Regions from separate parts of the Mus musculus genome. Here all the other regions are linked to region 3. Evidence: chromatin loops called from intact Hi-C (ENCODE). Cell type or tissue: left cerebral cortex. All regions are shown on one strand.

Region 1 (8,000 bases), 71 kb before region 3:
CAGCAAGCCTGAGACCAGCGCAGGTGACTTGATCCTCTGCGTCAACAACGGTGGATAACAAAGCAAAGCCAGTTCTGTGTCCAGCACCCTGTACTCTTTGGCGTTCATCCTGACCCTTCGCCCAGTTATGAAAGGCTCCCTTGCACCACGACAGACAGGCCTACCTGGTGACTCGGTGGCTTGTTTGCCTTTCCTCTTTGCTTCTGGCAAAGTCTGGTAGGGTCTGTGTCCCACGGGCTCATCCCCTTGGATAGCTGTCAGATCATGCATGCTGAAACTTCGCAGACGCTCCGTTATTGCTCCTTGGCTCTACTCAATAGAGATGTGATAAGGTCTGAGAAAAAGATGCTTTCAAATATTTAGTATGCTTACATTTATTCTACAAGTTCTCTGCTGTGAGACACAGTAACATTTTGCTAAATAAATAACATTCCTGCAGTCTTCTATCGCAAATACCATGCATTGTTTATATTTTTTTCAATACCACAAATTGTTTATATTTTCTTTATGACATAGCTATTATCTATATAAACGCTAATTCATTTTGCTTTTTCACACATTTCAAAGTATGCCATTACATTTATACATTTTATTCTAAGCATTTTAGCATTATGCTAAGCTTTAAGATTTTTTTTTTTAAGTATAATGAGATTAACTTTGGAGAAAATAGCATCTGTAGTTCTGAGCTGTAGTTCAGCATGGGTTAGTAAGAGTAAAAGGAAAGACACTGATTTGGACAAGGCTGTGTCAGGAACAGTAGTAGTTCTAACTAGAACCAGGTAGAGAAAGTTAGGAGCCAAAGATGTTTGCATATGCCGCCATCTTTAGACAATGAATAACCTAGCAAGGCACACTCATCACTCCTCATGGTGTATTTCATTTTGTCTTTACAAAAGGCTTATTTATTTTTACTTTGTGTGCCTCTGCGTATGTATGCACACTATATGGTATAGTTTCCTTAGAGTCCAGAAGAGGCTATCTGATTGCCTAGACCTGGAGGTACAGTCACCCACGCCGCACCAAGTGGATGTCGGGAAGTGAACCTGGTCCTCTGGAAGAGCAGTTAATGCTCTTTTACAGGCAAACATTTAAATGTAAATTAATTAAAATGAAATCGAATGAAGGGGCTGGAGAGCTGGCTCAGTGGTTAGGAGCACTGACTGCTCTTCCAGAGGTCCTGAGTTCAATTCCCAGCAACCACATGGTGACTCACAACCATCTGTAATGGGATCCAATGTCCTCTTTCGGTGTGTCTGAGGACAGCTACAGTCTGCTCATATACATAAAATAAATAAAATCTTAAAACGAAAAGAAACCAATTGACAACTCAAGTTCTTCCCTTGCACCTTGCACTGGCCACAGCAGAGATGTTAGCAGCTGTCTGTGACTGCAGTGTTAACAGTGTGGCCATCACAGTGAGCATCCCAGCATGGCCATGGCAGAGAGCATCCCTGTCACACACACAGCATTAGACAGTTCCCATCACTGTAGTGCTTTCATGGGGACATTTCTCTGAACCTTTAAGAAATACCTCCCTGAAGTATGAAACTCTATAAAAAAAAATTCCTTAATTTACCCACTTTAAATCTGCATAGCATACGGATGATTCATTGTTTTATTTATAGCTAGACTAAAAATACTCGTCTCAAGGCTCTAACACTGATTATTTCTTCTCAGGCATGTGAATGTGTGATTGCCTCTACTTATAACATTACCATGGAAACTCGTCCACCAGGGTTCATCTCTAAACTTCCAAGTGAAAGGTGTTACAAACATTTGGGTGTTTCTTTCCACTTGTATTTAACCCTGAAGAAACAGCTCTTCAATTCCCACGACGTCGTGACTCAGTATGGCTGGTTACCGATAACCCACGATGTCAAACCACATGCCGTCCCTGCTCCCCAGGTAAGCTCTGTATTCCTACCATGTGCTCTGAGTAGCAAGAAGAATGTGGAAAGTTGGAGCTGGAGAGAAAGCTCAGTGGCTAAGAGTACTCATTGCTTTTGTAGAGGACCCAGGTTCAGTTCCGAGCACCCACATAGTAGATCATCTGTAACTCCAATTCCAGGGGATCTGATACCCTCTTCTGACCTCCTTGGGCAGCAACTAACATTCATGTGGTGCACATACCTACATAAAGGCAAAACACTCTTACACAAAATAAATAAAATTATCTTAAAAAAAAAAGAGAGAGAATCTTTAAAGTCCACTTCTTCAAGAAAATAAGTGGATTTTACACATTTAAAAATTGTTATTTTGGAGTCAGGTATGGTGTGGCCCATGCCCTTAATCCCAGCATGTGGGAGGCAGAGGCAGGTGGATCTCTGAGTTCAAGGTCAGCCTGGTCTACATAGAGAGTTCCAGTCCAGCCAGGGCTACATAACGTGACCCTATCTCAAAAAAACAAATGCATAAAAATCCTTTTTGGGCTGATGAGATTGTTCAGTGGATAAAGGTCCTATCCAGGCAAACCTAGGAACTTGAGTTTAATCCCCAGAACCCATGTAAGAAGGGAAGGAGACAATCCACTCCCCAAAGTCGTCCTCTGACACACGTGCCCCCCTCTATCATGCACATGCAGTTAATACCTTTGAAACAATTCTTGACAAATTCAGCTTCTCATATTTGTTTTCTCTTGACCAGAGAGCATTCACTTCTCAGAAGGGTGGGGGCGAGACACTTCGGAGACATAGGGCAAGGAAGTGCCTGTGCCCATCTCAAAGATGCCTTCCCTCCTCAGTGCTGTCATTCTCCGTGCCTTTCTCTTCCTGTGAATCCTCTTTCAATAATTCATGGCTTTTACCCATCCCATACTTAACCATGGGTAGTCCCCAGAGTTATCGCTTGAGTCTTCAATGTTCCTTCAAAGGCCTATGTCTCCAGCCTGTACAGCTAGCTATTGGCAGGCCCTCAAGAGTTGGTGACCAGTGAAAGATGATTTGATGTGCCCTTGAAGGCGATCTTAGGGATCCAACCTTCCCACTGTCAGGAGGCCAGCATACTGCTCTATTACCATATGCTGATTTGACGACGGTCCAAGCAACAGTGTCCACCAGCGATGGACTAAAACCTCTTCTAGCTTGTGAGTCAATACAAACCCTGCTCAGGAAGCCAATGAGCACACTTTGTTACCAGAAGGTAACAAAGGCCTGGAGTACAATCCCTAAGATTTACTTGTTTCTCTTCCGTGTGTGGGTGCTTTGCCTGAATCTGTGTCTGTGTCTGTGTCTGTGTACTGTGTGGAGGCCATGCCTGTGGAGGCCAGAAGGTGTATCAGAGCCCCTGCAATGGGAATTATAGAGGGTTGTGAGCCACCATGTAGGTGCTGGGAAGCAACCTGGGGTCCTTTACAATACAGCAGCTGGCGCTCTTAATACCTCAGCCACCTCTCCAGTCCCCTGAGTACAATTTCTAGGGCTGACTTTAATGAGCTAAAGTGGCCCCCGAGTATTGACTGGATTGTTCCGTTGCCAGCTGTGGTGCTTCTGACTGGTGCGCTCAGTAGCTAACACCTACCTCACAAATGAACTAGAGTACTGTTGGAGGATGTGTTTGCTACCGGAGCAAGATGTTAAGAAACCAGAAGATGGGCTGAGTCTTAGGTTTCTGCACTACTGCATCTAGAAAGGTCTTATATCGAACAGGTCATTAACATGCAAACTAAGTATTTATTCAATTTAGTCCTATCTTTTTTTCTCCCATAACCTCAGACACAACCCAGAGTTATCTGGGCAGAGGAACCTCAGTTGAGGAAATACCTCCGTATTACCCGTAGACAGCTCTGTAGAACATTTTCTTTTTTCTTTTCTTTTCTTTTTTTTTTTTTTTTGGTTTTTCGAGACAGGGTTTCTCTGTATAGCCCTGGCTGTCCTGGAACTCACTTTGTAGACCAGGCTGGCCTCGAACTCAGAAATCCACCTGCCTCTGCCTCCCGAGTGCTGGGATTAAAGGCGTATGCCACCATGCCCGGCTTGTAGTGCATTTTCTTGATTAAAGATTGACATGGGAAGGACCGGCCCACAGTGGTGGGTCTAGCAGGAGGTCCGGAGTTGTACGAGACAGCAGGCTGAGCCAACAATGGGAAGCAAGTCATACGCCCCCTCGATGGCCTCTGCTTCAGTTCCTTCCTCAATTCCTGGCCGGACTTCCTTTAGCAATAGGTTGTGAAATAATCCTCCCCTCCCCCAAGCTGCTACTGCTCAGGCACAGAAACTTATCAGTTGTGATTGCTAAAGAGTTCTTCATAGACAGCAGGGTTTCAGTGTAAACACTGGAGTCTCCCAGGCATCTCAATGGAGCACCATTCACCTACTAGGAGGTTATAGCCTCAGGCTTAAACTCAGAGCAGGCCCAACTCTGGGATCTGGGGACTCACTTAAGGCCTGGACTGTAATCTAGCTTTTGAGTTACACACCCTCCTATTATCAGTACCTAGACTTTATCAACAACATCTAGGTTTCCAGGAAGTTAAATTACTGTACAGAAAAGGCAGAAAGTGGGGCTAAGGGCGTAGCTCAATTGGTCAGAGTGCTGGCTCAGCATGAGCAGGCAGAAAGCCCTGGGCTCCGTTCCCAACACTGAATAAACAGGGCCTGGTGGTGTGTGTCTGCAGTCCCAGCAATTAGGATGCGAGGCAGGAGTTTTACAGCCGTCCTCAGCTACGAAGTAATTCCGAGGCCAGCCTGGGACTAGTCTTTGGGGAAAAAGAGGATGGTGGGGAAAAAGAAAAGAAAAAAAAGGAGGTATAAATCGTTGGTTGGTTTTAGGCCATCAGAAGGTCCAACAGTTTTTATTACATGGGGAAGTTGGAGTTCCCACTGTATAGACTGAACCACAGGTAAATGAGAACAGAGGGAAAAGAAAAAAGTAGCACTGTGAAGTTGAGAAGCATTCAATGCATCGTAATTATTCAATGTTGCTGTTTCAGAGGAGAGGCGTCACTACATAATAATCACAGCCAAAGGCCAGCCTGTTCCCTCCAGTGTCATAGCGACAGCACAAAGGTCCACCAGTGCAGGAGTCATGCTTGCCACCCGATATGTAGTGGCTATACCTTCCCTGCCCCAGAATCCCAATCACACCCATAAAGTAGTCGCAACGCAAGCCTGCAGTACGTGGGGAAATATGCAAAAATGAAGACAGCATAATGTTTATGCAGATGGGACACGTGACTGAATTTCTTTCCTTTAAACTATTTCTTTAATATTATGAATTAGTAGGCTTATTTAATAAAGGTTTAAAAAACATTTTAAAAAATTAGTTTTAAAATTAGCACACCAAGTAATGGGGTTTTGTTACACAGCATTTCCATACACCTTTGTCGGTACATGTCCTTCTCACCCTGGCTTAATGAAGTTTTGATTATAATAACGGGTTACACAATAACAATTTCTGATCCATTTGTCACTATGGTTTGTGTATCTAATGGCTCACTCCTATCATAAAAAGAAAGCTAGGCACCACGAGTGGGGGGTGGGGTGGGGCTCTTAAGCCCAGCACTGGGGTGATACAAGTAGGCCAGTCCGACGTTGTCTCATAAAATAACATAAAGATAAAAGAAGAAGAAAAGAGAAAGAAAGAAAGAAAGAAAGAAAGAAAGAAAGAAAGATATCTCTTAAAAAGATTTACAATTACCTTTTAAAGTGTGCAGGTGCCTGGGGGTGGGGTGGGGTTGGCCTGGGGATGGGGTGGGGTTGGGTTGGTATTGTGCATGTGTGTGTTGGCGCTTCTGGAAGGTAGAGACTGAAGGTTGTGAGCTGCCCAGTGTGGTGCTAGTAACTGAACTCTTGGTCCTTTGCAGGAGTGAGCAGTCTGCACTCGGTTTGGTTTTGTTTTGGTTTTTTTTTTGTTGTTGTTGTTTTTTTTTTTTTTCGAGACAGGGTTTCTCTGTGTAGCCCTGGCTGTCCTGGAACTCACTTTGTAGACCAGGCTGGCCTCGAACTCAGAAATCTGCCTGCCTCTGCCTCCTGAGTGTTGGGATTAAAGGCATGCACCACCACCCCGGCTAGCAGTCTACACTCTTAACTGCTGAGCCATCTCTCTGGCTCAGTGTCTCTGTTTTGAGGGCAAATTAAGACATCATAATCATTTATCTGATATGTCTGCTTTACTTAAATACTGTACCCTTTTCTTCTATGTGGCTTGTGAACTGTTAAACAAAAGGATAAGGAAGTCGAGGTTACTCTGAAGTGGGGCGGGTAAGCATGGACACAGCTTGCCAGTCAATCGGGGTGAAGGTGTCACTGTCCACACAGTAACTGCACACACTAGCAATAAGAGCTAAAATACTTTAGTTCTTATTCATGTCAAAACTATAGGTATAGATACCCATCTAGCTCACGCCTGTAATCCCAGCACTCAGGAAGCCGAGGCAGGAGGGTCCTGAGTTCTAGGTTAGCCACACAGTGCGTTAGATTCTATTCTACTGTCTATGCCTCCCCATTCGTTATGACAGGTATTCAGCTCAATTTCTCATTATCTGTGATATGTGTTACATTCAATAGCTGCAGAGTTTAGTTCTCAGTATTGGGGAAATCTCCCCTCTAGTCAATCAATAATTAAACTGATGAAATCCAGGGATGAGCCCAAGTGTATTCACATTTGGTGAATGATATATCTTAGTGTTCTGAAGAAGAGGGTGATATATATTTATTGACAAATAGTCACTCTATAAAGACAAAATTCTTTTTTTTTTTTTTTTTGGTTTTTCGAGACAGGGTTTCTCTGTATAGCCCTGGCTGTCCTGGACCTCACTTTGTAGACCAGGCTGGCCTCGAGCTCAGAAATCCACCTGCCTTTGCCTCCTGAGTGCTGGGATTAAAGGAGTGCGCCACCATGCCGGGCGACAAAATTCTTATATACATGTGTATGCTTTTTAATTAATTCTTTTTCTGGAATCATCATCACCCCTCTGAAGCAGGGTCTGTCAGCCCGTTTGAGCTGGAAAGTCTCTGCAGTGTTTCTGCCTCATAGGACAGCAAGCTGCATCCCTGGCCTCTGCCATGGAGGTACCAGGAATACATCCTTGTCATTTGTGATGGAGGAGAATGTCCCGTGGTGGAGTTGGTGGGGCCACAAACTATGTCCAGTTGAGAGCTACCATTCTGGACATGTAGCTGTTTTAGAGATAAGATGTCAACCCAGGCCGGGCAGTGGTGGCACACACCTTTAATCCCAGCACTTGGGAGGCAGAGGCAGGCGGATTTCTGAGTTCGAGGCCAGCCTGGTCTACAGAGTGAGTTCTAGGAGAGCCAGGGCTACACAGAAAAACCCTGTCTTGAAAAACCAAAAAGCCAAAAATAAATAAATAAATAAAATAAAATAAATAAAAGATGTCAACCCTTTTATAGATAAGAAGAATATTTAATCCTTATCAGTATAGATGATTTGTATACAATTGCATACACTCATGGCTGTTAAGTGGCAGAATCCAAACTTAAAAGAAAAAAAAAAATCAAGAACAAAACTGAGTGTTCTAGAATGCGGTATCTGTTACACCAAACTGTTCTGTGGACGGTAGGAAAAGAGGCTGAATCCTGCCACACCCCCCAACCCCCTGCAGAAAAGAGGGTGAGGCTTGATGGCTGAAAAATCTCAAAATCCTTTCACAAACAGAAAGTCATTAAAACAGATAGCAAGAGGTCAGGGATTTGACGCCACTGGCAGTGGTTTAAAAAGCCAATTAGACTTCAGCAATTTTACTGCAGAGCTCTAATTTACATACATAAAAACCGGGGTTGGTCTCTTAGAGAGGTGTACCGAGAAGAGCGAATCCTGAGCTGGCCAAAGGGGCCAACACTTCTGCTCTTCACCTGCCCTTGATTGCACGGGTGGACGGCGGTCAGCTACATCAATGCCCCCTGCGTCTCCCACGTGTAGGCAGGGATGTTGAGCATGCTCAGCAGAATCCTTGAAGGTCCTTCATGTATTTGTGCTTCGCTCAGCCAAAATAAACTTGTGCACCGACCTTGTGAACAGATGCCTGGTAATGAGGCCACGGG
Region 2 (8,000 bases), 93 kb before region 3:
CCAGCCCTTTTGGATGAATTTATGATGCTTTTATAACTAAATGAAGACTGCAAAAAGATTAGAGACAGAGTCTCACTGCGTAGCGCTGGCCATCCTAGAACTCAATATGTAGACCAAGTTGACCTTGAACTCACAGAGATCTGCCTGCCTGCCTGTACCTCCTAAATTATGAGATTGAAGGTGTGCATCTCTGGCACAGAAATAATAATGATGATAATAATAATGTTATTGTTATTGTTGTTGTTGTTATTATTATTATTATTATTATTATTTTAAACCTTGTCTCTCTATTTAGTCCTGAGTGTCCTGAAACTTACTATGTAGAGCAGGCTGGCCTCAAAATCATAGAGATTGGGTTGCCTCTGCCTGTCTCCTAAGTGCTGGGACCAAAGGTGTGTGGCCCATGTGCCTGGACCAGTTGTTTGTTTGCTTAAGGTCTCATATGTTGATTAACCTCAGGCCCCAGGGCTAGCTTGAGGTTGTAGTTTTGTTTCCAGCTGGTTTCCTGTATTCATCTTTTTTTTTTTCCATTTCACCTGTTAATCACTTTTGCTTAGCCTACAGGAGGATCTGGAGTGGATGCCCAGAACCACATTCATCTGTACTTACAGGGCCCCTGGGGTAGAGGCAGAGACAGCAAAAGTTCAAACTAGATAGATTGCAAGTGCACAGACAGCCTGGGCTACAGTGATTCCTGTCTTAGAAAGAATGAGAAGAGGGGAGACGCCTTGCCGGAGGTCAAGCCGATTTTATTCTGGTTGAACCTAAACAGAAACCTCTGTGAAGAATGCTACGGACTCAAGAGTAGCTGGCACGTGATGGACTCAGAGCTAAATCTGGAACCTCTTGCTTCTGAGCTATTGCTATGCAAAGTCACAGCAACACAGAGCTAGAAAATGTTCCTGAGATTATTTGGCCCCACTCCCCAGGCTCTGGAGATGACCTGGCACATAGGTTTAGGAAAAATGGTGCTATTTATTTATTTATATTTTTTTGTGGAGCCAGCATTCAACTACCAGACAACAATATTGTGTTACAGAGACTCTGGCCAAGACAAGCTCTCAAAACTAAAACGTAAGAAGCATCTTTTGTTCACTTGGCATCAAGTGGTGGTGATCTCCTGGAAAATCTGGCACCTTTTGTTTTTCTCTTTTTCACAGTTTAGGATATTTTAGCCTAAACAGAATTTAGTGTTAAGCATACACACTAGATTGGAAATAGCTGAAAAAAAAAAAAAGATTGTGCTTGGTGCTAAAAATGAGATGGTCTGGAAGGATATGAAAACATTAGTCACATAGGAACGACATCTAAAAATCCTCAAGTTATAATTTGGGTGGTGGTGGCATAGTCCTTTCATCCCAGTACTTGGGAGGCAGATCTCTGAGTGTGAGGTCACCCTGGTCCTCAGAGCAAATTCTAGGAAAGCTAGAGCTACCCACAGTAACCCTGTCTTGAAAACAACAACAACAATAACAACAAAAAACAAAGGAAAAACCTTCAAGCTATAAAGTCACCAAGAGGGTAAAGTTAGGGCTGGCTAAACAAAAGCCCAATAGCCTGAGTTCCTGTCTTGCACACGTCCTGGCTCGCCAGCAAGAACGACGCTGCAACAGGATCCTTCTGCACACGTTTATTGGGAGAGCTTGATTGCAGAGGAGAAGAGACCCTGAGCCCAGAACTGGTGTTGCTTATATAGACCTAGGAGAGGCGTGTCTCACACCCGGATTGGTTATGCACTATACCTCATTTGCATGTTCCTCATCTGATTGGTTACTCTCTCAGTACCTCACAGAACCTCATTAACATACCTCATTTGCATGTCTCACATCTGATTGGCTATACTTACAGAACCTCATTATCATGCCCGGGCAAGGCAGTGTCTTGGCAAAAAACTTTACTGCATATGTACACATTGGTTGTTTGCCCAAACTTACGCATGGTGGCCAGCAGTAGCCAGCGCCACCTTGCGACGGCACATGTGGCTTCCCACATTCCCGGAACCCAAGGTACAGCTGGGGCCCTAACTACACACACACACATAAAAGATACTAAATTATTGTTGTTGTTGTTGTTGTTTTTAATGAAATTTAAGTACCATCAAATGTGTTTCCTTATTCCCATCCTCGACCCACTGTAATGGCCAGGAATTATCTATGTAGCCAGGAATGATTTGAACTGATCCTCCTGCCTCTGTCTAGGATGTGCTGAGGTTACAGGCTTGTGCCACCAAGTTGGGATTATATAGTTCGACGCACAGACCTTAGGGCTTCATGGATGCTAGCTAGCTAAGCGTTCTACCAACTAAGTCACATAGCCAGCTCCTCACCAATTCCATATGGTTTCTTAGTCTCAGAGAAGCCAGGGTGGCTTGGGAGAGGGCACACTAAGGATTGTTTTAGTATTAGTTGAGTATCAGTGTTTAGTATCAGTGAACAGGTGAGGTGACAGGGCCTATTTATTTGAGTTTCCCTGAAGGGGTGGGGGTTGAGGGAAGGCCTGGCCTTAAGACTGCCATCGTCTGTCTGAAGAAAAAAGGACCACCCTTTATCATCATGGTTGTGATTTCGTTTTTTGCCATTATGATATCCACTCCTATCCCTCGGGGCTCTGATCTTCTGGTTGTTATGACCAGGGATGTTATGAAAACCTTAAAATAATCCGAGGACAACTTTATGAAGGGCAGCTTAAACAAGTTGAATGGAAATGATAAGTTCTTATCGGACCATCCAACAGACGCAGGCTCTCTGGAACAGCCAGCCTTGAATCCTTGGCAAATGCAGTTTGCTGAGCAGGTCGCCAAAACTGCTCACATTACAGGGGAAAGGCCTCCTTCGCAGGGCACACTTCTCCAGACACGTTCAAGTTTTGGAGAAAAAGGAGAGGGTACTTGTAGCTCCTCCCACTTTGGGTGATGGAAGAGGGACCAGAAGGAGCAGTGGACAACCCGGACTAGAAAGGTCTGCATTCGAAACAGGAACAGAGGGCAAAGTAGAGGGGAGACTCCGCTCTAGTCACAACCCACCAACAGCGTGCTTTCCCCCTAGTTTCTTCTCCAGGGTTCCCTCCTTCTGCCATTACCTCCTGGGGATCCAGGATTGTTAACTCCCACGCAGTGGGTTTATCACGATTGCAGCCTACTGGCAGGACGCCATTATCCTAACGTCCCCAGGAAAGCTCCAGTTACCCCGACAGATCCAGCTCGCTCCCTGAGGTGGAATGCCCATCGCCTCTGGCATCTGGAGCCGGGCTGCGAAAGGGAGGGACTGCCTCTGCGGGAGCCCCGCCCCCGTCCTGGAACATCTGGGTGTGGAGGTTAGCACTCCAGTTGTGGCTTGCCGGCCGCCAGCTGTGCGCGCTCCCGGTCCTAGACTGGCGGCCCCACGAGTCTGGGTGGACACGTGGGAGGGGCTGAGACTTTTCCTTGTGAACTGACTTTAAAACCAGGGGAATCTCAAGTCCAGCTCCCAGCATGGACCTACTGGCTTTCTCGCACGTTCCGTCTAACGTAGAAATTTCCAGTCCAACCCCTTGGCGCGTCTCAAACCTGCACAGGAAACTTATTCCTATAAGATAAATCCAGTATTTTCATCTGACGACCCCTGGATCTTGCACTGGGACTCCAGCTGGGCCCCAGACAGTCCCATATGGGTGGGTAGAGGGGAGCAGGGTTTTTCTCTGGGGGTTTTCCCTAAAGAATCTTTGACCCGAAGTAGATTCCACATTTGAAGTTGGGGATCTGATCCACCCTAAACTGGCAGTTCAAGCCGGGAGAAAGTCCTGTTGAGGGCTGTGATTCAATCCCCCTGGAATGTGCTTGGAATAACAATGGGGACTTGAAAGCTTTTTATGGCCGAGGTATCTGGTGGAGACCAAGCAAGCGGGTTCGGTTGCGCTGGCGGACCGCCGAGGGGGCAGCCTTGCCTAACGCCGGGCTGCGTCCTGGAGCATCTGGTTTGAATCAGCCCCTGAGCATTTCTTTAGGCTTAATCTACCACCCTGCAGAATCGACAGAACAGGACAAACCAAATATATTCTGGGCACTCCAGTAATAGCTAAACCCAATCACGTTTTACTGTTGGGACTTCCAACTGCCCCCAACGTACAACTGTCGTTATTTTATAGATATTGCGAATTTAACTTCCTTTTTAGAGCTGGTGGGTGGACATGCACAAGCACGGCTCTGTTACCCTTCTTTTTGTATGACGCCTTGGAACAGTGAGAGGGGTCTAAAGCCAACATATGTGTTGTGTAGCACTAAAGAGATAGCCACACTTCCCTCCACGCCCTAACTCAGAATTCTGAACGCAAGTTGGAACAAAGGCAAACGTGTCTGAGTGTAAAGGGTGAGCCAGGAGCTACAGTCGTAGGGGTAAATAACCTTGTTTTCTCCTTCAGCAGTGGCCGCTACCAAATCCCCGCTCTTGGAAGGTGGCCAACTGTCTGTCGGGTGGAGGGTGCAGCTAATTAGAGAGAGTCTATAAACCTCTCTGTCAAAGAGGGCATGTGACCTTCCCCCCAAGTCTAAACAATAAAGGCAGCTAGCCTGCAGGCACTCAGCACCGCTGCCCTGCGGGTTCCCTAAATAGGAACAGGATGAAGGCCGGGCTGAAGGGGTTACCGAGGCTCTCTGCGCTCACACCAGGAGGAATCGGTCACTCTGCTTCCCAGTATAACTTTCTTCAATTACTCCCTCCAATCTATTTAGAGGAGTGCGGGCTTGCAGAGAGCACATTGTCTAATCTAAATGAGGAAGCAATTATTCCTCGCTGCTGTCAGACGTGCTTGGAGACAGTTGGGTCAAAGATCAACCTGCTGTCATGTGACTTTACTCCGCACTTGTGAAAGATCAACCCTTACCGACAATTATTCAGCCTCGCTTTTCTGAAACAGTCCCCCCCCACCTCCGTTAACATTTCCCCCTTCTTACTCTTTTGAGCATCCTTACACGTTTTTCTAAAGTAAACACAATACCTCTGTGCATTGCTTAAGGGTAAGTATTAAACTTTTGTGCCGGTTCTCAGAAGATTGCAAAATGGGGCACATTGCCTTCCTGTCTTTGTCTAAATCTCCCTGCCTGGGAGCCTCTTTGCTAGCTTTAATTTTATACAGCATGTTGTAAACTATAAATAACACAGCTCTACTTTCCTAGAACAGAGCATATGGAAACTGTCGTCTGCGGTACGTCCCAACTGTAGTTTCAATTTAAAGACTGAGTAAAATTAATCCCCTGTGTGAAACGGTGTCGCACCGTTTGCGTGTGTATTTTATTAGTTGAAACCCAGTATGGAGGAACACCAGGAATTTTTGGTGTCGGGAACGGAGCACATAAAAGGGTTTATAAGGTGCAGTTTGAAGTGGGAGAGGCCAGGAACTGGAGGCTGGTGGGAGGGCTAGGAGGAAGGAAAGCCCTTCCTGAGGGGGCTGCTTCTCTCAGTAGCCACATCCTCTCTTCAAACGCTTCCTGTTTGGTCTCAGCCAATAATGGATGGGCGATTTATTTTTCCTATTCAGTTTAAAAGCATCTTCTCTCTCTTCTCTGAAGCTAAAAGCCAGATCAATGAACACAACAGCTGATTCCAGGTAATCCTCCGATGAACATCGGAAACTTCGGGGGTATTTATAAAAGCATTTCTAGGTTAGCCTTTTCTTTTTTCAGTATTGCCATTCCCGAAGTATAATGAAATGAACCAAAGTCCCGAGTTCCCAACAATACGACGTGGGAATTATTCTCTGGGTTGGCTGGTTGGTTGGTTTGTTAAGTAAGGATGGTACATGGTCAGCAAGAAACACAAAGGGGCATCTGAAGCCGGGGTGTAGTTGTTCTTTTCCCACATAAGCTACAGCATCTTCGTTGTAAGATAACAAGAGCTAAGACGTGAAGTTTCTACATAAAAAGACAGTGAAAATGGCTTTATTTTGAGGTGGAGTTCCTTTGAAAATTTAATTTTTAAGAATATTGAGACAGCTACTGTACATATGTCAACTTGGCTAGGCCATTCTACTGATTTAACTGATACAGTATCCCTTCTCTTTCTGTCCATCTCTTCTCTTCCTCTTCTTCCCCTCCTCCTTTTTTTGTTTTTTTAAGAGGCGGGGTCTCAGTAAGCTAGCCTTGGACTCACCACATAGACCAGGTTTGCCTGGAACTCAGAAAGATCCACCTGTTTGTGCATATTGAGTGCTGGGATTAAAAGCATGCACAGGGGCTGGAGAGATGACTCAGTGGTTAGGAGTGCTGACTGCTCTTCCAGAGGTCCTGAGTTCAATTCCCAGCAACCACATGGTGGCTCACAACCATCGGTAATGGGATTTGATGCCCCCATCTGGTGTATGTGAGGGGGGTGACAGTGTACTCATATAAAATAAATAAATCGATCAATCTTTAAAAAAAAAAACCATGCACAGCTACTCCTGGCTTTAATCCTCATTTTCAAGATGACATCATGAATGAATAGACGCTCAGATTATACTCCATAATGTGGGTGGGCCTCATCCGAATCAGAAGAAAAGGGACTGTGGTCAGCACCATGTACCTGATCTCCAAAGAATTAACTCTTCCATTGCCCTCCAGCCCACTAAGCTGCCTTGTGAAGTTTGATCTTGTCATCCTCTAGAATCAGGTTAGCCAATTACTTATAATCTATGTGTATAAATGATATCTATCTATCTATCTATCTATCTATCTATCTATCTATCTATCATGTACTCCCTCCCTCCCTTCCTCCCTCCCTCCCTCCCTCCCTTCCTTCCTTCCTTCCTTCCTTCCTCTAATGCTAGTGTTTTTCTGGTGAACTCTAGTTAATCCAGAGTACCTACTAATGATTGCTGGTAGAACCATGACCCTCTTCATCCCTCAGGTTTGACGTCATGTAAGTTAGGCCTGGCCTGATGTAGTTTGAGAAGGTGCATCACAGTAGAAGATCATCCATCCACATCCACTCCTCTTCTCTAGACCCTGGCAGTTGGAAGGAAATACACTCTCTTCCCCACCCGCACCCCAAGCCTATCCCTGATCTTCGCCTCCTCTCTCCCCAGCCTTCTCTGTTAGTATTCTCCAAAGGAGTCAGTTGAAAACATGAAATTCACTATACCAGAGGACTTGACCATTGAAGGTCATGGTGAAAATCTGCAAAGTTACTAAAAATGTAGTGATATTTCTTCTGTTCCAGGACTGGAGGGAAATCCGGAGATGGCTCAGTAAGTAAATGTTATTGTCTCTGAGCCTAAGGACCAGAGTCCTAGTGTCAGCAACCAAATGGTAGAGAGGACAGATTCTTATAAGCTACAGACACACACAGGCACAGAGACACACACACACACACACACGCGCACGCGCGCGCGCGCAAACACACACAGAGATACACAGACACACACAGATCCTTCTCAGTGAGAGGGGAGGCTGGCCTGAATTAGGAAGTTGTGGAGAGCTGAGTGAGATGCTCAGATTTGGAATATGCTCTGGAGCCAAAAGGCACACCGCTGTGCTAGAGGTTAAGAGGGAAAAGTAAAGCCTTATAACTTGGTAGCACATGCCTTTAATCTCAGCACTCAGAAGGCAGAGGCAAACAGATTCATCCCTTGGAGTTCAAGGCCAGTCTGGTCTACAGAGAGAGTTCTAGGACAGGCAAAGATACCAGAGAAACCTTGTCTTAGTTCCCCTCCCCCACCCCCACCCCCAAAAAAGGTAAAGACAAGAAGGGACCCGAGTATTGCTTTAAAAATCTGTTCCAAGAGAATCAAATGAATTATTCAAGGATCTACAAAAAATCCTAGAATAGTGTAGACATTGATTTGATAACAGTGAATTCATCCTTTCCCAGCAAGAATTCCTTTAAACTGTTATTCTGTCTTCATGGATGCAGGCTCTGACATAGCCATACTATTGTACAAACTGGACAACCAATGCATGCTACTGGATGCATGGAAAGTGACGATAACTTGATTAGCATAAAACAACAGAATACCATCATAGCATAAAATAACAAAATGTGCAGTCCTGG
Region 3 (8,000 bases):
GAAGACATGAATAACTTTTTGGTAAATAATTTTGCAGTTTTAGGCCAAGGATCATGAAAACATAAAGTTTCACTCAGAAATATTCCTCATGTACTTTTCCTAAGGAATTCCTCAAGGCAAGTCTGTGAAGGATGCTGTGGTGGTTTGAATATGCTTGGCCCAGAGAGTCATACTTTTAGGATGTGTGACCTTGTTGGAAGAAGTGTGTCTCTGTGAGGTGGGATTTTCTGAGATTTCCTTTGTTGTTGATTCTCTTTACCTTAGACTTAGTCTCAGGCAGACTCTTCAGACAAAGGCAAAAAGCAGCCACATTTTTTCAGCAAAATACCACAGGATGAACCTCTAGGTCAGAGGTCCAATCCATTATCATCAAGGCTGGATGCGTGACAGTATGCAGGCAGGCATGGTATATGGTTAGCTGAGAGTTCTACATCTTGTTCTGAAGGCCACAGGAAGATGAATGACTACCGGAAACTAGGAGGAGAACCTCAGAGCCCACCCCCACAGTGACATACTTCCTCCAACAAGGCCACAACTACTAATAGTGCTACTCCCTGGGTCAAGCTTAATTCAAAGCACCACAGATGCCCACTGCAGAATTGCACCTGTATTAATTATAGCATTCCTTATAAAATATTATGGTATACAACTTTTGTATATATAACTTTGATATCTAAACACAGGCTCAGAGGGGGGGACAAAAGAAAATGAAATATAGTCTAAAATTTAATATGTAGGTATTTGGCTAGTCCGTGCTTCTTTGTTCTGAAAGCAGCTACTGGCACTTATGGAATAATTACTACCCACTAGATGCTGCATGTGGACATTATATATGAGAATGTGCCTTATCTTATGGGGCGAGTCACAGTGGTAGAACTGATATTTAAATTCAGACCAGCTGGTTCGAGTTTTGATTTGTGTACAATGCTATAACACAGAAGCTACGAAAAGTTAGGGAAAGATGTGTTTGTGTGTGGGCTTTCCTCAATCTGTGAGCAGTGCCTTCAGAATATGAGGTACGGGCAGTGTATATGAATTTAGTATTATGAGGTATGCTCACGTTACCATTCCTTAAAATTTGCTCACCTGGAGAACTAGTTCAGAGGTTAATAGCACTTACTTCTGCCAAGGACCCAGGTTTTGGTTCCAGGATTCAAATGGCAGCTCACAACTGCTTGTATCTCCTGTTTCATGGGATCTGACATTACATTCTGACCTCTTAGGGTTTCTGCAGAAGCGTGGTACACATACATATACTCAGGCACACCCAGGTACAGGCAGACACCCCCCCCCCCCCCACGCTCACACACGGAATCCATTAAAAACCACTCATTTATTGGTCTTGTGAGCTTTAAGTAAGTTGATGTTGTGACAATCAATTGAAGATGAGGAGACGCTGCTTGCTTGTCAAGCCTAAGTCCCTATGCTCACCCAATCCCGTGGTGGAAGGAACAAACTGACTCCCACAGGTTGTCCTCTGTCACATTACCCCAAGGCCACCCAAAACGATAAATTAAAAAAAAAAAAGGCAACTTAAGCTCAGGTGGGCTCAGTACAGTCAGAGGGGCTACACAGCTACTAAGTGGAGTCTGAGTCTGAGTCTAATGTATCATTCTTGTCCTCAGAGTTATGCTTCAAGGTCTGCAAAGAATTGCTCCTTAATCTTGGGAGTTCAGGTTTAGATAGGGTCCCTTGTCCTTGATGGTACCTCCAAAGGCTCGGGCTGAGGAAACTGTCTGACCTTGTTTAGGCCCAGCTGGGCATTTCAGTAGGTGAAGAAGGAGATACACAAACAAATTCTATTTCACAGTGCGGAGCAAGTATCTAGGTTTGTGTAGCTATTAGGACAGCTTTTACATTTAGAGATAACCCAAGCGCAGATGGAAACACACACACAGATGTTCCTCGACAAATGTGCTGGACCCGAAGTTCACGAAACACATTTCTTGACTCCTGATTAATACATGTTTTAATGACCTTTAAAAAAAAAAGTCACATTTGCATGCTTCCCCTTCACCCCAGACCTTCAACTCCACAGGCTGACCGAGCAGGAGCGCATCCTTCCTTCAGTACTGGACTCAGTGTTTCTGGGATTATAAAAGTCTTCATAAAACAATGGCCTCTCTTTCTCTTCCTGCTTTTCTGGCTCTCACTCTGTAATCTACCCCAGCTCTGGTTTACACCAGTCCACCTATCAGAAATCTTTTCCTTCTTCCTCTTTGGCGGTCTAGATCGGGTTCATTCCTCAAGGTCTATTATGAACGTAATCTCTTTTGCCTTCTTTGATGACGCTCCAACCACAGATAATTTCTTCCTTGTCTAACACTGGGTATTACACCAGGTATAACCCTCATAAGACCTGACATTCTGACCTGTACAGTAGATATCTGTGGATGTGAAATGTGTGTCCCATTAAGATCTCCTACGTGGTACTGACCTTTGTATTGGAGGTAGCGTAGCACTAAACATACTTCCTTTCACCAATTAAAAAAATAAAAATCTTATTTGATGAATGCAAACTCAAGGTGTTCCATAATTTTCCATCATTGAAAATGGTCTAAGAGATCAAAAGACAAACCCAGTTTTTTTAATGGGGCATTTAATTTGAGGGGCTAGGCCAAAATAGTGGAGGGACTTCTGGTAGGTTAAGAAAGTATGCCTGGATTATGTGGAAACCCGAAGACTGCCTTGGAAGAGGCAAAACATAATTTGAAGGCACCCGTGGCATAACTTTATTTATTTGTGGCTTTAAGATGAATACAAGAAGTTCAGAGGCTTTAAAGGACATTTTATGAAAGAGCAAATTTTGAATGCATTGCAAACTAGGTTACCTAGCTCACTTCCAAACGAAATAAAAGCAAGTTAAAAAAAAATTAGCTCCTTCTCCGTAGTGAAAATAATAATGCCCAAGTAATGTCATTTTCTCCCTTCAAATTATAAGCTAATCAGCGAGGCCTGTTAACCTCATATAAACATTTCATTAAGGTACTCAGATGACACTACTGCTACATGAATAATGAATTCCCGCCCCCAGGCTTTACCTAATTTATGGCCCTTTATTTGGTGACTTTGCTTTAGAGCGCACAGGGTAAGGTGAAAGATGGGAAGAGAACCGGTTTAACTTGTATTCAAATACCTTTGCAGATTAAACAACACATCTCAACTTTTCCCCCCTCCTCTCCCCATCCGCAGCTCTCGTTTGTATCACAATCAGTGAACTGAGGAGATGACCCGAACAAAGGGGACTGGCACCTGCGCCTTCTCCATTGCAAACATTTCTTCCCACCCACGGCCCTCCACGGTCAGCGTTTGCCCGACCTTTCTAGCGCAGGCTCTTTCCCAGGTCACCTCGGGACCCCTGAGCAAGACTCTGCAGCCCGGGCTCTGACACCGATCTCTCCTCCTCCTACACGTGACCAAGCGGCGTGCGCCGCGGACAGACACCGCAACGCGGTAGACCTGGTGACAAAGGCTCGGGCGCATCCGGAGTCCCGCCGGCCTCCCGCGCTCAGCGTCGGCGGAGCCTGCGCAGGGCGGTGCCGCGCAGCGCGGGCCGCGGGAGCGGGAGCCGCAGCCGGGAGCGCGCCGCGGAGCCGAGCAGAGCCCGCCGCGCGCAGCGCCGGGCAGCGGAGGAGCCGAGGAGCGGAGCAGCGCCTGCCGCGTAGCCGAGGAGCGGAGGGGAGGCCGAGGAGAAGCCGAGCAGAGCCCGCCGCGCGCCGGGGAGCGGCTCCACGGAGCAGAGCCCACCGCCTGCCAGTCCGTTCGCCCGCGCCCTGCTGCTCCCAACGCCGCCGCCGCCCCGGAGCCCCGCAGCGACTGGGACACGGGTGAGCAGGCCGCGGCCCGTGAGCTTGGCTCCGGCAACCGGGCCCCAAGCGTCTTCCCCGCCCGTACTTACACCACGGCTCGGGAGATCATCCAGGACACCATCTTTTCGGCCGATGGGCCGCTGACCGCAGGCCGCGCGCTCCCCGCTCGCGCTCCCCGGGGCCGCGCTGGCGCCCTCGGGAGCCGGCCCGGTGTGTGCGCGCGGTGCCCGGAGCCGCCCGGAGCCCGGTCCCCCGCCCGTCCGCCCCCGCCCGCGGCCCCGCCGGCCCTGCCGGCCCCGCCCCTGCGCTCCGCTGATAGGCGGCGGCTCCGGGACCCCGCGGGCGCTGCGCTCCACCGAGCTGCGCGGTCACCTCGCTTCCCCGGGCCGGGGGACTCCGGGCGGGCGGTGAGAGCGCGTGGGAGCCGAGGCCGGGGGCGGGGGAAGCCGGGATTGTGAAGTGTCTGGCTAGGTGCGGCTCCGGTGCTCACCGAGGCTCGGCAGCCAGGGCCTACCACAGGCCTGGGTTGGCACGGCGAGGCTCGTGGTGCAATGCAGGGGCCAAGGGAGAGCGTCGGGGGTCACGTTTGGAGTGATGGGTTTGCAGGGATGGCGAGGCTGTTCTGGGCCCCTTGGGGCACCTTTTCCATCAGCGTCAGCCAACTCCTGTCTGTCTTGCCTGCCCCACAGCCTAAAACGTGGACCCAGGATTTCCGACCCGTGGTGCTGTTTACAAGTGTCCTTATTTTTTTTTTCCGTCACGCGCGCGCGCGTGTGTGTTACCTCTTAACACTGTCCAAAATTTTAAGCTGACCTTTTAAGTTACTGTAGGTGTTTTTTTTTCTTGGTCCCCTGGTGGAAGCAATAGTAAAAGTTCTCTAAGCTAGAAAGAATAATGTCTGTAATGTGGTGTTTGGAGCCTTTAATTAAAGTCCTAGAAAATATGATGGCTCATTTTGGGACGTACTGTAATTTAATCTTTTTGTTCCCCAGTTTCCCCATAATAAAAAGAGGCTAATAATACTCTTGCTTACCTCCTGCTTTTCAAGGATGATGTAAGGTATTGCTAATTAATGTGTTTAGGAAGGAGTCGGATTTGCCTGGGATGGTATCAAGGGACAGGGATAGGTTACCATGAGTGCCTTGTAGTTCATGAGGCCTATAAATTAAGAAGAATTTTGGCCATGAAAGAAAGCAGCAGGGGAGGGATGGTGGTGAGCTCTTGTGATCCCAGCACTGTGGAGGAGGTGGAGGCCTGCGGGGTTTCCTTCCACAGAACCAGGAAGAGAAGTCCTCCGCTGCTTTCTGCTCTTCCGTTCCTTTTTTTTTTTTTTTTTTTGCTTATTTACATTAAGAATGTGTGTTTTTATTTCAGGGGCTGCGGTGATTGCGTTTGTCCTGGTTTATTTAGTTTGACCATTGTTCAGCGTTACTGGGGAGATGTGCTTGCCCTCTAAGCAGCAGTTTTTCTGGCACATACCTTCCTTGTCCTTTCATGTCCTTCCATGGGCAGAGCGGTCTTGTAATGTCTTTATTTACAGCCTTTCGTTCCTCATCCTTAACATATCTTTCCCCTCCTCTCTTTCCTGAGCTAAGGTGTGTTTTCGTGCCCTTGACTGAATTGCATCTTTTTCTTGGATGCTTTATTTCCCATTCTCTACCTTTCTGACCTCTTAAATCCCCCCCCCCCAATTCCCTGCCCCCCACCCTCCCTCATAATTTATCCCTTAAGTTTCTGGACTCCTTTCACCCCTCCGCATTTAGTCTCTTCTGCCTGTTTTGCAGAGGTGATGGCTCTTGTTATTGTTTGCAGGACACAGCCCCCTTGTTCCTATTTCAAAAAGCCACGGGTTGTAAACCACCTACCTACCCTGGGTTGCTACAGTGTTGTTGAGTCATCCTGCCGCCCCAGACAGCCCTGGAGTGTTGATTCTCCTTGGTACCATGGAAACGGAGGTTTAGAGAACTTAACTCTGTAGCCAGTGATCCCCATGGTTCATAGGTAATGGAGCTGAACTCCAGTACTTTTGAGTCATACCTGAGTTGGGTGTGAGTTGGTTAGTCCAGGGGGAAAATTAAAAATTAGCAAGCTGCTTTTCTTCGTTGTTGTGACTGGCATTAACCACTAGCAAGCAGGTGGGGATGGGTCTGGGGATGCTGCACTCTGTGCTGTGTGGGGGACATCCTGAACAAAGACTGTTCCTGTGTCCTTCCTGGTTTAGGAAGATCATGCTTGTCATTCCTGTGATATTTGTCATCGTCAGAGCCTGAAATTTCCACTTTATAAAGTCACAGTTTTAACCGTGACTGAAGTTTCTTGTCTCTGTCTCTGCACACTCCTGTTGTGTAAACGAGAAGGGAAGGTTGTGTTCACCACTTGATTAGACGTTTTTGATAGTTGTGTCACATGGAGTCCTCAGCAGGTTTGCAAGGCAGTCACGTCCAGTTCCTAATCATTTTGTCCCAGCATCCATATGCTGACGGGCCTTTGTGTAACTTATTTTTATTTCCCCTTTCCACTTTACTGGTTTATCTAGATAGATGGATTTGTTTGGAGTTGCCTGTACAAGGGGGTTGCTCGGTGCGTCTCATTATGGCAGCGTGTTAACCGGAGGGCCACTCGGAAACTGATACGGCTGAGAACTATTGACCTACATAAGAGTCGGTCAATCCTAGGAGGAGCCTCTTGTGGAAAGCGCCCAGCTTTTAGAGGTGGCTGCTTGCTGTTTGTTACTGGACCTCAGATACTTGAGATCTGCTAATTGATGGCTATTAGATATATGCTTCAGTGTGTAAGATGATGCTATAGCCTTATGTGAGAAAAGGGAATACGGTATCTTCTGCTCAGCAGTGTGTGTGTGTGTGTGTGTGTGTGTGTGTGTGTGTGTGCACGCACGCGCACACAGTTGCCTGTGCTCCTTGCACCAAATGAAGGCCAGAGGGTGTCAGGCATATCCTATCCTCTGCTGCTCTGCCTTATTCCTTGGAGGTAGGGTTACTCTGACCTTGGAGAATTCATGTTTTCAGCTAGGCTGGTACCCTGCAAACCCAACTAACTCTCCCGACTCTGCCCCTCACCCCACACACTGGGGTTATTATAAGAACAGGGGCTGGAGAGATGGCTCAGCAGTTAAGAGCACTGACTGTTCTTCCAAAGGTCCTGAATTCAAATCCCAGCCACCACATGGTGGTTCATAACCATCTGTAATGAGATCTGACACCCTCTTCTGGACTGTCTGAAGACAGCTACAGTGTACTTACATATAATAAATAAATCTTTAAAAAAAAAAAAGAACATGGATAACCAAGTCCAGCTTATGGGGCTGGGCAGTGATGTGGGTGGGGTGGGGTTGCTGGGGTTGGAACTCTGGCCTTCATGGTTGAGCAGCAATCACCTTTAACCACTGAGCCTACTCGAGTAGCTTTTATAATGTGGCCTTACTTGGCATGCTTCCTCTCATTCCACATAGAAGCTAGGGAAATATTTAAAGCTTTGTTTGTTTATACATTTCATCAGTGTTTGTATGCTGTGTGTGCAGTGCATCCTTCATGGTGCTGTGCCAGGACCACTGTGGATATTGAGCTCAGCCTTGGTGGGAAGCAGTGTAGGTAGGCTGGAGGACGTTTTCTCTGGAGACCTCTTGCTCTTCCTCGTAATGAGATGAATGGTGAGTCACTGCTAGTTTTGTTTTGAATGACTATGTTAATGGGTGGTGATCAAATGTAAAGGGCTTTAGGACTCATTTAAAAGTCTCACTCTCGCTACCACTTCCTCCTCTAGTTGTCCTAGGAGATAGTGGAATGTACAGCTTTTTGCATGTTAAAGGAGCTCGCTTATTAGCAAATCAATAGAGAGTAGGAAAGTACCTGAGGCAGCGAAAGAGAGCCGCCCCAGGTGTAGAGCAGAATTACAGGGTAAGGAGATAGTATCACAAGTCTTGTAATTATTAATGAGTATGCTAATGAGACTGAATACTGGGTCACCTTCCCATTTCTAATAGGGAAGTATTTTTAAATAATTGAAAAGACTTTCATCTGTAAGAAGGCTAAAATTACCAAATTACCTTAATAGTGACTTAGAGAGTAGTGGTAGAGAGAGAGAGAGAGAGAGAGAGAGAGAGAGAGAGAGAGGGAGGCAGGCTTGGGAGAAGAGACTCTCTCTGCCCAGATGAACCCCCGCTCGCTTGCCTCT

What was found. Hi-C counts contacts between places; a loop is a spot of excess contacts. Peaks named below come from ENCODE experiments on the same cell type or tissue, not always from the same donor. Only the 100,000 strongest peaks of a DNase experiment are listed, where the experiment ranks them.
Region 1: a loop joins it to region 3, with 2.3 times the contacts of the local background. A loop is called at or near these places in 5 of 42 quality-filtered maps.
Region 2: a loop joins it to region 3, with 3 times the contacts of the local background. A loop is called at or near these places in 15 of 42 quality-filtered maps.

Annotation. Positions count from the first base shown.
Region 1 is chr10:67,021,585-67,029,584 of GRCm38, forward strand. It overlaps Reep3 (receptor accessory protein 3), which reads right to left. Exons shown (of 8, transcript NM_178606.5): 6 at 165-309. It overlaps Gm31763 (predicted gene, 31763), which reads left to right. Exons shown (of 7, transcript NR_110511.1): 2 at 1,813-1,905. Among named protein-coding and RNA genes, the nearest start is that of Gm31763, 21 kb to the left of the region's middle. In left cerebral cortex, a CTCF peak has its summit at 4,612; DNase peaks (open chromatin) are centred at 1,748, 4,128, 4,575 and 7,899; H3K27ac peaks cover 660 bases.
Region 2 is chr10:66,999,550-67,007,549 of GRCm38, forward strand. It overlaps Gm31763 (predicted gene, 31763), which reads left to right and starts at 5,526. Exons shown (of 7, transcript NR_110511.1): 1 at 5,526-5,580. RefSeq lists an enhancer at 2,369-5,798. In left cerebral cortex, no CTCF peak of the experiment used is centred here; DNase peaks (open chromatin) are centred at 800, 3,303, 4,044, 4,542 and 1 more place; H3K4me3 peaks cover 2,654 bases; H3K27ac peaks cover 2,599 bases.
Region 3 is chr10:67,092,892-67,100,891 of GRCm38, forward strand. It overlaps Reep3 (receptor accessory protein 3), which reads right to left and starts at 4,097. Exons shown (of 8, transcript NM_178606.5): 1 at 3,899-4,097. The coding sequence starts at 3,930. It also overlaps a transcript of Jmjd1c not described here. In left cerebral cortex, a CTCF peak has its summit at 4,676; DNase peaks (open chromatin) are centred at 3,499, 4,225, 4,520, 5,053 and 4 more places; H3K4me3 peaks cover 4,132 bases; H3K27ac peaks cover 2,635 bases.